Linked DNA regions of Mus musculus: region 2 is linked to region 1. Evidence: chromatin contacts called from ENCODE POLR2A ChIA-PET data. All regions are on one chromosome and are shown on one strand. Each heading gives the region's core, a stretch centred on a gene start or an enhancer-like site at or near the end of the contact. The rest is flanking DNA. Distances are from core to core; before and after follow the strand shown. Region 1 holds the start of Nup98 (nucleoporin 98). Region 2 holds the start of Rrm1 (ribonucleotide reductase M1).

Region 1 (6,597 bases), core at 3,002-5,501:
TCCCAGAACTCCCTCTGTAGAACAGGCTGGCCTCAAAATCATAAAGATCTGCCTGCCTCGTCTTCCTGAGTGCTGAGATTAAAGGTGAAAGCCACCACTGCCTAGCTAATTTTTAACACAGTAAGTATCAACAGTATAAATAAAAGCTGCCTGGAACCCATAATTTTAAAAAAAGTTTATTATTATTATTGAATGACTACTGTATTATTCTCTGTCCCACTGAGTCCATGTGGCAGTCAAAGGACGACTCCTCTGGAGTTTTTCTCTTTTTTCCATGCGTATGTGGGTTTCAGGGACTGATTCAGGTTTCTGGGATTATCAAGGCAAGCACTTTACCCACTGAGCCATCTCACTGGCCCTGGAACACTTTATATTTTTAAAAGATTTAAGGAGTTTAGAAACCACCAAGTTTGAGAGGTACTATCTTATACTATTACTGTCTGTCCACCTCCAGTTTCACATCCTTCAATCTACCCTACTAAGCTATCCTTCACCTTTATCTTAAACTTACTACTAACTTTAAAGACTTTTTTATACTTAGAGAAGCTAGAACTATGTAGATCCTCCTGCTTCTACTGCTTAAGTCAGTGGTTCTCAAACTTCCCAACGTTACAACCTTTTAATACAGTTCCTTATGTTGTAGTGACCCCCCCCCAACGATAAAATTATCTTTGTTGCTACTTCATTAACTGTAATTTTGCTACTGTTATAAATCATAATGTAAATATTTTTTGGAGACAGAGGTTGAGGAGTTGAGACCCACAGGTTAAAAACCACTGTCTTAAACCTTGGCACTATAGGCATATGCCAATCACTATGCCTGATTCATAGGATGCAGGAGATTGAACCTTGGGCTTCATGGATGCTAGGCAATCAACCAACAACTAATCTACATCACCCAGCTCCATAAAGCTCTATTTTTAGCTTTATTAAAGCTGGGACACACCTTTAATCCCAGCACTAGGGAGGCAGAGACAGGCACATCTCTGAGCTCAAGGCCAGCCTGGTTAGACAGAGCTACTGAGAAACCCAGTCTTGAAAAGCAAAATAATCAAAGAAATGCAGCAAGGCCTGGTGACACATGCACATGCCTGTACTTGGGAGAATGATGCAGTTTCAGTGAGTCCAGGTCAACCTGGTACATAGTGAGATACTGTCTCAATAAATACATTCCAAACTAAAAAAATTATTCCCCATTAAACTGAAGTATTAACTCTTCAATACTGCATGTAACTTTGAGTATCAATAGCTCTTTTACTCCTTCCTCAAAAAACAAAGCTTTCCCCTGATTTGTCTTATAGAAGAGAACGGTAATCTACCACAGAAACGAGAAGAGAATCTTAGAGGAAAGTGGCTCTAGGACTTAGTTTTAGAATTTCCCAAGAACAGTACTTGACAAGTTTTTCATGGAAAGTAGGGCATGGTGACATATACCACTCTGTACATGAAAGGGAAAGGCAGAAAAATTAGGAGTTTAAAGTCAGCCTTAGGCTACACACCATGAATATTGTCTCAAATAAAAAAAAAGTCTTAGACAATTTATGAACTGACTTTACAAGCAAAGTAAGAATAGTTTTATTAAAATGTAAGCAGTCATCTCATTCAGGTATAATTTTAATAATTTCTTAACCTTGGTAGTTACAACTTGGGGAAGAATGGTTAATTGGTACTGAACTATCTTGCTGTGAGCATGTACTGAATTTCCAGCACAGCACACTAAATCCTCATAAAATGCTTAACATCTGGCATCTACTAAGATTTATATAATATATATACACATAATTACATATGTATACATATATATGTATATGGGGGAGGGATGGGGTTTCCATGAGTAACAGCCCTGGCTCTCCTGATGATGGATTTGTAGACAAGGATGGCCTCAAATTCATAGAGATTGCCCTGTCTCTACCTCCTGAGTGCTGGGATTAAAGGCATAGAATTTCAGAATTTTACAAAGCCTCTTACTAGAAATTAATCAGTATTACAATATTGATGTCCTAGACTATCACCACACAAATAATACTGTTTTCCCAAATGTGAATTTGGTGCCCTGCCAGTGTAATTAGATACCTAGGAGCTAATGGCTACCAACAAAAGCACAGAGTATTTCATAAGTACACAAACATCTAGTCTCTTTTCCAGAGTATTTCTCAGTTTAACTTTTCTGTATTTGCTCATTCACAAATACAACTAAGGAACATCTATGAGCCACATTACCTAAATATTAAGAAATATATGTATCTATGTTTTGGTGTGTGTGTGTTTTGAGAAAGGGTCTCATTATGCAGTTCTGACTGGCCTGAAACTTGCTATACGGACCAAGCTGACCTCAAACTCCCAGAGATCCATCTGCCTGTATTTCTGGAGTACTGGGATTAAAGGCATTCCCATCACAGCCAGCAAGATTAAAAACAAAACAAAACAAGACAAAACAAAACATAATCTAGTAAAATGTCAAATAGCTAAAATGTAAAATGTCTGCTACAAGCAGAAGATCAGGTTAAGTGCTATGGAAACTTACAAGGAAGAGTGAGTCAGGTGGTGATGCTCAAACTGAGAAAATGATACAGAAAACACCAAGTTACAACTTTTAAGACTTCAGTTCTCTTCTGTGCTTTTGCATTATTTGTTTTTAGGTCTTATGGTTTATATAAACATCAAAACTACAAGCTGATTGATATATTCAGATCAAAATGACAATTCCATCAAATCTTAAGTAGCAGATTTAATTTTATCAATGTATTTCCCAGTACCTCTAACACGTTAAGCCTCATTTTTTTCATTTTACTGAAATGAATTCAATTATTTCTTTTATCACGTGCATAAGTGTTTTGCCTGTGTATGCTCTAGTTCTCTGGCCTCAATTTCCATAACTGGTGACATTACAGGCCTGCACCACATCTATCTTGGTTTTATTCCCCACCCCACTTGGCTTTTTGAGTCAGGGTCTCTGCAGCCCTAGATGTCCTGAAACTCAGTATGAAGAGTAGGCTAGCTTTGTAGTCACAGAGTGCCTCCTGCCTTTGCCTCTCAAGTGCTGGGATAAAAGGTGTGCACTGCCAAGGTTAAAGCCAATTTCATCATTTTTAAAGTTTTGTTCTCAAAAGTCTATGTTAAGTCTGGATGTGATGGCAAACACCTTTAATCTCATTACCTCAGCGTTAGAGGCAGGTGGTCTCTTTGAGTCTGTGGCAAGCCTGGTCTACATAGCGAATTCCAGGCCAACCAAGGGTTGTCTCCGAAGTTAAAAAAAAAAAAAAAAAAAAAAAAAAGCAAAAAAAGTCCCCATCAGGGTACTACTAATCAAGTTATCTTACTATATATAAACGAACATGAAAACAGCTAAACTAGAAGTGTTTTTGAAAATTATGTCAAATGCTGGGTCCTTACCCCTACCAAATAGAGAATTGCCAATATTGGGAGACTGGAACATAGAGGAAGGGTGGAAGAGTATACAAATTCTACTAGACTTGAATCAAGACACCTGGATTCTCTTCCTCTACCTACCTCCCACTAATAAAGCCTCTGTACTTGAGGCAGAGTGGGGGCGATTGACAATTTAAACGCTTATGGCTCCAGTTACTCAGAAATTCAATCTTTCTCACCTAGGTTTACACGGAACAGAAAGAACCCTTCATTTTATTTATCAGACAATTGTCAGTGTCTTAAAAAGCTAAACACAGTTCTGACTCACTCAACCCTCTGGTTGAACCCTAGACAAAACGTGTCCTGTAGAGTGGTCAAGGAAGTGACGGGGAGACCTCACTGAAGTCCCCCCAAGGCACCACCCTGCAAGGGTCTGCCTACCGCGGGCTGCTCACCTCCACCCAGCGAATGAATGAGTAGCACCGGAGAAAGCGAGGTTCACTCAATGTGGGCTGCGACCCGAGACCCCTCCGGCCTACGCCCCACACAGTTGGATCCCCTCCCAGGGCCTCCCGAGCCAGGCCGCAGGCCCCGGGCCCCGCCCCCTCACGCAGGCCCGAAGGAGCGCGCCCGGCACGAGACTCGGCGGCGGAGAGGGCCCCGGGCGTCCAGCGCAGATGCCGGTACAGAGAGGAAGATCTACCCGCCCAGCCCCGGCAGCGCTCCCGACTTACAGCGGTGCGTCTGGAGTGAGAGCCCAGGTCCGCCCGTCACCCGCCGCTCACCGCGCGGCCTCCAGAAAAACCGTCGTCGCCGCCGCCGCTGCCACCGACCGCCGCTTCGGGCGCAGCGCGCAGAGGCCTGACTGCGTCACACGCCGTCCACCGTCAGAGATCGGCTCCGGCCGCTCCGCCCTTGGCGGCCGGGCATTGGCGGGCCGGTCCGCCACTCGAGGCCCACACCGTTATTCATTGGGTGACGATCCTTTTGAAACCGAACGTGGAGGCGGTCTCTGATTAGGAACGGAGGGGAAGAGGAGGAGCGTAAGGAATTGCCGGGAAAGGGGGGGGGGGGGGGGAAAGGAGGGACGATGGGGAGGGATGTAGAGTCCCACTCCCTCTGCCGCAACGGTTGGCTGAGAGAGGCTCATGACGTCACACAGGCCCCTCGAAGAGGGCTGGTGCGTGGCTAGAGGAGTGAGCACCAAACCGCAGTGACGCTGTGTCCAGGCCCCGCCCCCTTCCTTGGAGCGCGGAGACTCGCTACGGAAGCTCCGGCCAATCAGAAGGAAGTCCCAAGGATGACCTGGTAATTGTTCTATCCTTCTCTAGCTCCTGTCTGCGGGCAATGATGGGAAGGCTCCTTGGCCACCTAGCTTGCACTTGGAGAGCCGGAGGACCCTTCCTGGAAACCCATCAATCCACAGATTGTCTGCAGACACTCCACTCCCCACTGTTCTTTCCAGCGCAAGCCAGCCCTCGCCGTACACTTTCCCCCTCTGAATCTCTAGAATAGACCTGAGCAATGGATTTGCCTTAACAGAGCTTGAGCCCAATGAGGAGATTCTTGGCCCTTCAGCCTCAGCTGCACTTTCAGAATCTATACTTGTTCTGGGTTTCTTGCGGCCTTCTCCAGGACACATTTGGTAACCTTTACAAGTCCCGGTGAAGTTCAGGCAGTCTGCTTGTAAAGACCTTGTTACTTTGTATCTTATTTATTTTCCGTTCTATGCCTCCTCCCTCCCCTGATCTGGGCCAAAGCTTCATTTTCATCCTTTTGGTGTCTTTTCTCCTAGGATCTAGCAGAGAGCAGAAGAGTGGGCATGTTCTAGAAACCAGACCTCTCTAAATTATTGAGGTCTCACAGATAACAGGAGCTGTGTTAAAAAAAAAAAAAAAAAAAAAAAAAAGAGGTACATACTACCTCTCCACCACGTCCTGGGAAATCAATATAGAACTGAAACGAGATTTGCTAAGAATTTTAAATGATTCCCTCAAACAAAAACATCTTAAAGGAGCTGGAGAGATAGATGGGCTCAGCGATTAAGAGCACTGGCTGCTCTTCCAGAGGTCCTGAATTCAATTCCCAGCAACCCCATGGTGGCTCACAACCAACTGTAATGGGATCTGGTGCCCTCTCCTGGTATACATAAAATAAATAAATCTCTTTTTTTTTTTTAAAGACAGTAAATGGAAGAAACATAATATATTGTCGATGTTCAGTATATACTTGAAAGAATAATGTATAAATCGCCTAACAGGAAAAGCTAGTTTGAACATCCATCTGTAACCACCATCCCTAAACCACTCTGTCCAAACACCCTGCTTTTCCATCACTCCTCCTTGCCTTTACTCTAAATCAGAAAGTCATTAGGTGGGGTATAATAGCCAAGATCTGTAATTTCAATTCTTAGGTAGCTGAGGTAGAATATGAAGCTGAAAGCCAGCCTGAAATACATGAAACTGTCTTAAAAACAAAATAAACAACAGTACTCAGGGTTTTATTTTTGAATCTTTACAGTGGCTCTCTTGCCACCATCCAAACCTCTGATTTTTTGGTTCTTCAGTCTTGAAATGCAACTACATTTAAACCTGCCCTGGACATTTATTTTAGTGTTCTTAAGAGTTGGCACATAGTTGATGTACCTTACAATTTACATATTTGTTGCATAGGTGAGTGAATTATTGTTTTAGCAGCAAAATAATAGAATTGTCGAACTTCAGAATCAGAGAACCCCCAGTTTAAATCCAGGCCCAACTATGATAATATGGGGAAAATCCCCAATAATTCTGGACATCAGTTTCTTTGTCTGTAAAATAAGGATAATTTTGCTTGACTTACAGACTGTTGGGAGAATGAAATGAAAGGAATATAACATTTGATATGGTACCTGGTACACAGTTTGCCCTCAATAAGTAATAGACTGACCATTTTAAATGTTTTAAGGCATGGGTTTTGAAATGTGTCTTAAATGACTCAACAGGTGAGTATATTTAATTCAAAGTATTAGTAGATGTTCAGAAGTTGGGATTCTTAAATGGTGTGTACTTATAGGAAGACTGGAGAGGATACATTGAAAGAGAAATGCTTCAGTGAGGAGGACCATGATGACTTTGAAGTTACTTATTTTATTTAAGATTTATTTATTATTTTATGTACGTGAGTACACTGTTAGCTGTAAAGCTGGTTGTGAACCTTCATGTGGCTGTTGGGAATTGAATTTAGGAC
Region 2 (6,597 bases), core at 1,252-3,751, 230 kb after region 1:
ACTGCTACATTGTGGTCCTCAGCCTGACCAAAATTCAAATACAGAGTCTGTATTAAGCAGGCAGGGACTGCCTGGAGAGAAACACTTCTCACAGAGCAGCCTTGAATGCATATTACAGGGAGTTTTTAAAGACAAAGAACACACACACACAAAATCCCCACTATATACTGGTTGGCAATTGCAGGGGCAAGCAAGCAGTTTTACAAGAGTCAAGAATATGAAGTTAGCTGGAGCATTTTGACCCTGAATTTCTAGAACAGGGTTGGATGCTTTCCAATGGGACTTTTCAGTGAGAGGGTAGAACCAAAGATGGCTTCAGCTGAGACAAAATGGAGAAACTTTTACCCTATTATACTCTTCCTCTTTCCAAATAGTGTCTCCCCTTGTTTTTTGTTTATTTTATTTTATTTTTAGTTTTATTATTTACTTTTTCATACAATATATCTGGACCACAGTTTCCTGTCTTTCTGAAACTCCTTCCATTCTCCCCCTAACTCCCCTCTTCCCCCATTCACTCCTCCATTAAAAAAAAAAAAAAAAAAAGTCCATCTCCCAGGGATATCAAGTATAGCAAGATAACAAGATTCGTAAGTCTAGGCACAAACCCCCATATCAAGGTTGTGCAAGGCAGCCCAGTAGCGGGAAAAGGGTCAGAAGAGAGTCAGATTCCCTCACTCCCACTGCTAGGAGTCTCATAAAAACACCAACCTAACAAATGTAACATACATGCATAGGACCTAGCACAGACCCTTGTAGGCTCCATGATTGCTGCGTCAGTCTCTGTGAGTCCCTATGACGCCTGCTTAGTTGACTCAGTGAGCCGTGTTCTCCTGGTGTCTTCCACCCCTGTGGCTCCTACAGTTCTTTCTCTAAGCTCTGAAGGGAGAGACCTGTGAAAATCTCCAGTTTGGGCTCTCTTTCTCTGTCTAATGTTTGGCTATGGGTTTTTATATCTGCTCCCAGCTGCAGAAGGAATCCCCTCTTGATGAGGACTGGGCTAGGCACTGACCTAGAGTTTTGGCAGCTGGCCCAAGTTTGGATTTTTGGTTTGCTTTTATTTTTTAGACCTCGGTTCCACATTATAAAAAAAGATGCAATATTTGTCTCTATAAGCTTGGCTTATTATGATGATCTCCAGCTCCATTTCTAGCAAATGATATTATATTCCCCTAACATCTGAATATCAATTGTGTTTCCATATCATATTTTCCCCCTGGATAGCCCTGGTCCTCTAGCTTCATGTAGGATTTCCTATGATGTGTCAGTTGTGGGTGGAGATGGACCCCTTCTGGAGGGTGTAAGAAGCAAATGATAGGTTTTAGCGAAAGAATGCCACATACATTATTTTATGAAGATCAGTTTTATGACCGAAATTAGTTTTTATACTTGTCTTGAATAGGTTTAAAGTACGACTTTAACTATTCTTTCTTTTTTTCACCTAGCCTTTCCCCCCATTTTATTGAAAATGGATTTTTTTTTTCGCCTCACATAACATATCCTGATTATGTTTTCCCTTCTCTCCTTCCAGTTCCTCCCCATCTGGGTCCTGCCCCGTTTTGTCTCTCGTTAGAAAACAAACAGGCTTCCAAGGGAAGAAAAGAAAAAAGAAAAAAAAAAAAAGAAAGAAAACTAGCACATCAGTGTTGAACAGAACCAACAGAAGGACAGAATGCATGAGAAGGAACAAGAATCAGAGATACACTTGTTCGCACACTCAGGCGAACACTATAAAATCCCATAAAAAACACTAGTAAACTGGAAGGCAGGCAGGCCCTGGGCATGCTGCCTTAGTCTCAAGAGTTTATAAGAGCATAGAGGGCCTTGATTCTTCGGTGTCCTCCATCCCCCTAGGTTCTTACACTCTTTCTTCCTCCTTTTCTATGGGGCCCCCTGAGTCATTTGGGGAGGGATTTGATGGAGAAGTCCCTTAGGACTGAGTATTCGCAGATGTCTTGGTCTCTGCATAATGTCTGGCTGTTTTCACGTATTAATGTGGCGACGACTATCTTATTGCTGATCCTATCTCTACTACCATCCACAAAACTGTAAAAGCAAATGGACTGTGGGCCTTCATAAGAGTTTCACAGTACCCCTATTTCTGTAAGGCTGAAATTCAAACACCTTTGGTCTAGCCCCACTCTTTAACTGAGGAGTGTAGACCTACGAGCCCCGGGCTTCCTATCTGCTTCTTATTTGCGGGTTGTAGGCTTTAGTGCAAACCAGAACAAAATCTTGGTGTTTCCATAATGTCCATAATGTAAAATAGCAAAAAAAAAAAAAAAAAAGTCAGAGGGGTAGGGAAGGGGGAAGGGAGGAGGAAGAAGGAAAAAGGAAAAAGGTGTTCTGGATATCTGGTTGGTTACTTTTTTGTTATGAAATAAAAATACTCGGGAGATTTGCTTGCCCACACCCAATATGGCGGCAGGAGAACTCGTTCCCGCCAGGTCCGCTTTCACCCAATGTGGTGGAAAGGAGCGCAGTCTCCCGGGCTTTGCCCACACTCAATATGGCGGCCAAGGGACTCGTGTGCTGTCTGTCTACTGCTCAGTTTCCGCCCATTCAACTCCCGGCGTTGAAACGTCAAGAACGTCATTCGAATTCCGTCCGTCGCGTTGCTCTGCACGTCACGGGTGGCGGGAGCGGGAAGGAGTTCGTAATTCGGTTAGTCTGCTCTGGTGAGGAAAGTGCTGTCTATCGCGCAGCTTCCATCCCTCCGTCCGAGCAGCCTCTCGGAGTCCAACCCTTCACATCTGACAGTCGTCTCTGTCCCTTCTTCGCCTCGGAGCTGCTAACTGGTCTCGAACCTCTCAGCACTTCAGCTTCTAGCGGCGATGCATGTGATCAAGCGAGGTGAGGGGTCCGTGGGGATGGGGAGGAGGAGAGGGGACCCGGCTGCGGAGAGCCCAGCGGTCACTATCGCCGGCCCGCCCGACCCGCCCGACCCGCGGCGCCTCGCCGCTTCCCGCGCTTCCCGCCGCGCTTCCCGCCCTGTCTGTCAGCTGGGCCTGTGTCTGCTCAGTCTGTCCCCATTCTCTTGACCTTTGTGTGTTCCCTTTGACTTTGACTTTGTGCTCCCTTCCAGACTCCCTCCAACCCTGTCTGAGATTGTTCCCGAGCACTGTTATTCCTTGCCGCCATCCTCAGAGGTAGCTGCTTTTGGCTCCATTTTTTTAGAAGAGGTTGCAAAGACACGAAAAAGCACCCCAACACCCCCATTCCACCCCAGCTAGTAGTTGGTGAGGTTAGAATTGAAACCCATAGCTCATAATAGCCCTGTGCCTGTCTTTCCTCATTTCTTAAACAAAATAACAGACAAAAGAACCGCGGAGTCGATGATCTGGTGTAGGAGGAAATAAGGAAAAAAAGAAAAGGCAGGACACCACATTTTTTGAACATCTGTCATTTTTCTGGTCTCTTCTGAGGTGGGAGTGTAGTATCATCTCTCCTGCCTCTGCATTTTTGTGGGGAGGTTTTTTTTTTTTTTTTTTTTTTTACATTGTTTGTTCTTGGGACAGGGTTTCTCTGACTGGCCTGGAACTTACTCTGTGTAGATCAGTCTAGCCTCAAACTCACAGAGGGCTGCCTCCTCTATCATAGGTCGATAGACAAAGACTTTTAACCCAAATAGACAAAGACTTAATCCGAGTAGACATGATTAACCACTGAGCAGTCTCTGCAGACCCCAAAGACAATCTCTTAATTGTTTTAAACAGTTTTAAAAGCTGAATATACTTGATTCTTTGGTATTGCCCGCTTAATAACTGCTAATGCTAACTGTGATTTGATTATTTAGATGGCCGCCAAGAGCGAGTTATGTTTGACAAAATTACATCACGAATCCAGAAACTCTGTTATGGACTCAACATGGACTTTGTTGATCCTGTAAGTAAATACAGTGTGTATCAGGGGTTCTTTGCATGCTATGTGATTTTATGTCACTTACCTCTAGCCCTTCACTTAACTATACTTCAGTGTTAAATGTGAATTTATTGCCTGACACTTTCCTTAATTTTGATGTGTCCTTCAAGTTCTCATTTCCTGGAGAACTCAGAACATGAACTAAGAGGGGACAGTTGATGTGACTACTGGTCAGGCATCTTGTTTATCCGTATTTAGCCACACAGTGTAGAAATTAGTTCTATTTACCGTCATCTGGAATTAGGAGTGCTGTGTATCTTACTCATTTAACTTTTAAGAGTCTCTAACAGTTTTATACATACATATGTAAAATACACTTTTGTCATACTTTCTTCAGTGACCTCTTATCTCCTTCCTACAGCCATCTTCTCCATAAGTCTCTTAGTGCTTTGTGTGAGTGTGTGCATGTGTGTTTATGTGTGTGTTTGTGAGTGTGTGTCTGGGTCCCTATCTGTCCCACTTCATTTACTTAGAGTTGTTGTGTGAACATTGGTCTGGAATTAATTTACTTGATTGAGCAAGGGCAGCTTACCAGTGATTGTGCCACTGAGGGTTAAGACTCCTCCAGCAACCATTATTGGTCTGCAGAGATCTCCTCAGGGAAGGGTAGGGCCCCATGAACCCTGAATGCTGATGGGCCCAGTCTTGTCGTGCAGACAGCCACTGCAACTATTTTCATGAGGGTTTTTTTTTTCCCCCCCTTTGGACTTAGTTTATGTCTCTGTGAGTGTCTACCACATGTGTGCAGGTACCTGAAAGGGCCAGAAGAGGGTATTCTACCCATCTTGTGGAGCTAGTTCAAAGCAGCTGGGAATCTCCCGTGATGCATGTTGGAAACCAAGTCAGGTCCTTTGGAAGAGCAGTACACACTTTTAACTGCTGAGCTATCTCTCTAACCCTCATGAATACCTCTTATTCTTGGGCTAGCCTCAGTGTGTCATTTTTCTAACTAGGTACTTAATACATGCTTAGTTTACCAGAGTGAAAAAATAATTTTATACCTTAAAATATATTTATTATAATTCTACACATTTTGGATTTTGAGATAGTAATTAAAATAGTTGAATGTTGATATTGGGATGGATCTTAAGACCTCATCCTATTTCGTCTTTATTCTGTAGATAAGATAGGTCTAAAGAGAGAGAGGACACTGCTTAAATTAACGTTAGTGCAATGGGAAACAAATGGAGTACCTTGGTTTTTAGACATTCTATTGCCTCATCTAACAGCACATGTCCACATGCAGGGATGCATTAGTGGGCTTCAGCTTTCCAGGGTGGATCCTGTTGAGGACGTCTGGGTGCTAGTAGATGTAGCACATGGATGCTATACTGTTCCAAGTACTACATAACATCAGAAACTATGTGGGCTTGACTGCTTTCATACTTATCTGCTGAGTCAAGAACATGATATCAGAAGCAAACTGGCTTAGCTATGTTATAATACCAGAGGCCCCACCCACACTCAGACTACTTTTGACGGAGATAGGCTTTGGCCAACTTTCCCTGTTAAGCTGTTTTTAAGAAAAATTTAGTAAATATGTAGATAGAACTTAGAGTTTGTTTTTCTTTAGAATGTATGGTGGGCTGAGGAGATGGCTCAGTGGGGAAAGTGCTTGCTTTGTGAGTGTGAGACTCTGAGTTTGGATCCCAACACCCATGTGGAAAAGCCCGGTGTGCAGCAGTGTGTAATGGCAGCTCTGGGCAGCTGAAGAAAGGGCCAGGTCCTAGGTGTACAGCAAGATGGCAAGTTCTAAGCTCAGGAAGACACTGTCTCAAAGGACAAGGCAGCTGCCACGAGCTCAGGGGAAGCACCTCTTTCTGTGCTGATTCCTGGACCACGTGTGTTATGTGCTTGTGGGTTGCTTTTTTTTTTTTTTTTAAAGATATTTCCTTTATAAACATTTCAAATGCTATCCCGAAAGTTCCCTATACCCTCCCTCCACCCTGCTCCCCTACCCACCCACTCCTGCTTCTTGGCCCTGGCATTCCCCTGTACTGGGGCATATAAAGTTTGCAATACCAAGGGGCCTCTTTTCCCAATGATGGCCGGCTAGGCCATCTTCTGCTACATATGCAGCTAGAGACACGAGCTCCGGGGTACTGGTTAGTTCATATTGTTGTTCCACCTATAGGGTTGCAGACTCCTTCAGCTCCTTGGGTGCTTTCTCTAGCTTCTCCATTGGGGGCCCTGTGTTCCATCTTATAGATGACTGTGAGCATCCACTTCTGTATTTGCCAGGCACTGAGTCAAGAACGAGACAGCTATAACAGGGTCCCTTCAGCAAAGTCTTTCTGGCATATGCAATAGTGTCTGGGTTTGGTGGCTGATTATGGGATGGATCCCCAGGTGGGGTAGTCTCTGGATAGTCCATCCTTTCTTCTTAGCTCCAAACTTTGTCTCTGTAACTCCTTCCATGGGTATTTTGTTCCCTATTCTAAGGAGGAATGAAGTATCCACACGTTGGTCTTCCTTCTTGATTTTCTTGTGTTTTGCAAATTGTATCTTGGGTGTTCTATGTTTCTGGGCTAATATCCACTTACCAGTGAGTGAATGTGGGTTGCTTTTTGTCATTGTTGTGTTTACTTTATGTTTTTTCTTTATTCTTTGAACATTTATCCTTACTCCTGTGAAAGAAAATAATTGTAATCAGCTTCAATTAAGACATAACTTACAAAA

What was found. ChIA-PET counts read pairs that join two places held with the same protein, here RNA polymerase II (POLR2A).
Region 2: POLR2A ChIA-PET joins it to region 1 with 12 read pairs in embryonic stem cell. The contact joins the promoter of Rrm1 here to the promoter of Nup98 in region 1. POLR2A ChIA-PET finds 5 or more read pairs at or near these places in 3 of 5 experiments (Patski and embryonic stem cell).

Annotation. Positions count from the first base shown.
Region 1 is chr7:102,205,915-102,212,511 of GRCm38, forward strand. It overlaps Nup98 (nucleoporin 98), which reads right to left and starts at 4,252. Exons shown (of 33, transcript NM_001287164.1): 1 at 4,104-4,252. It also overlaps a transcript of Pgap2 not described here.
Region 2 is chr7:102,439,194-102,445,790 of GRCm38, forward strand. It overlaps Rrm1 (ribonucleotide reductase M1), which reads left to right and starts at 2,502. Exons shown (of 19, transcript NM_009103.3): 1 at 2,502-2,850; 2 at 3,794-3,882. The coding sequence starts at 2,832.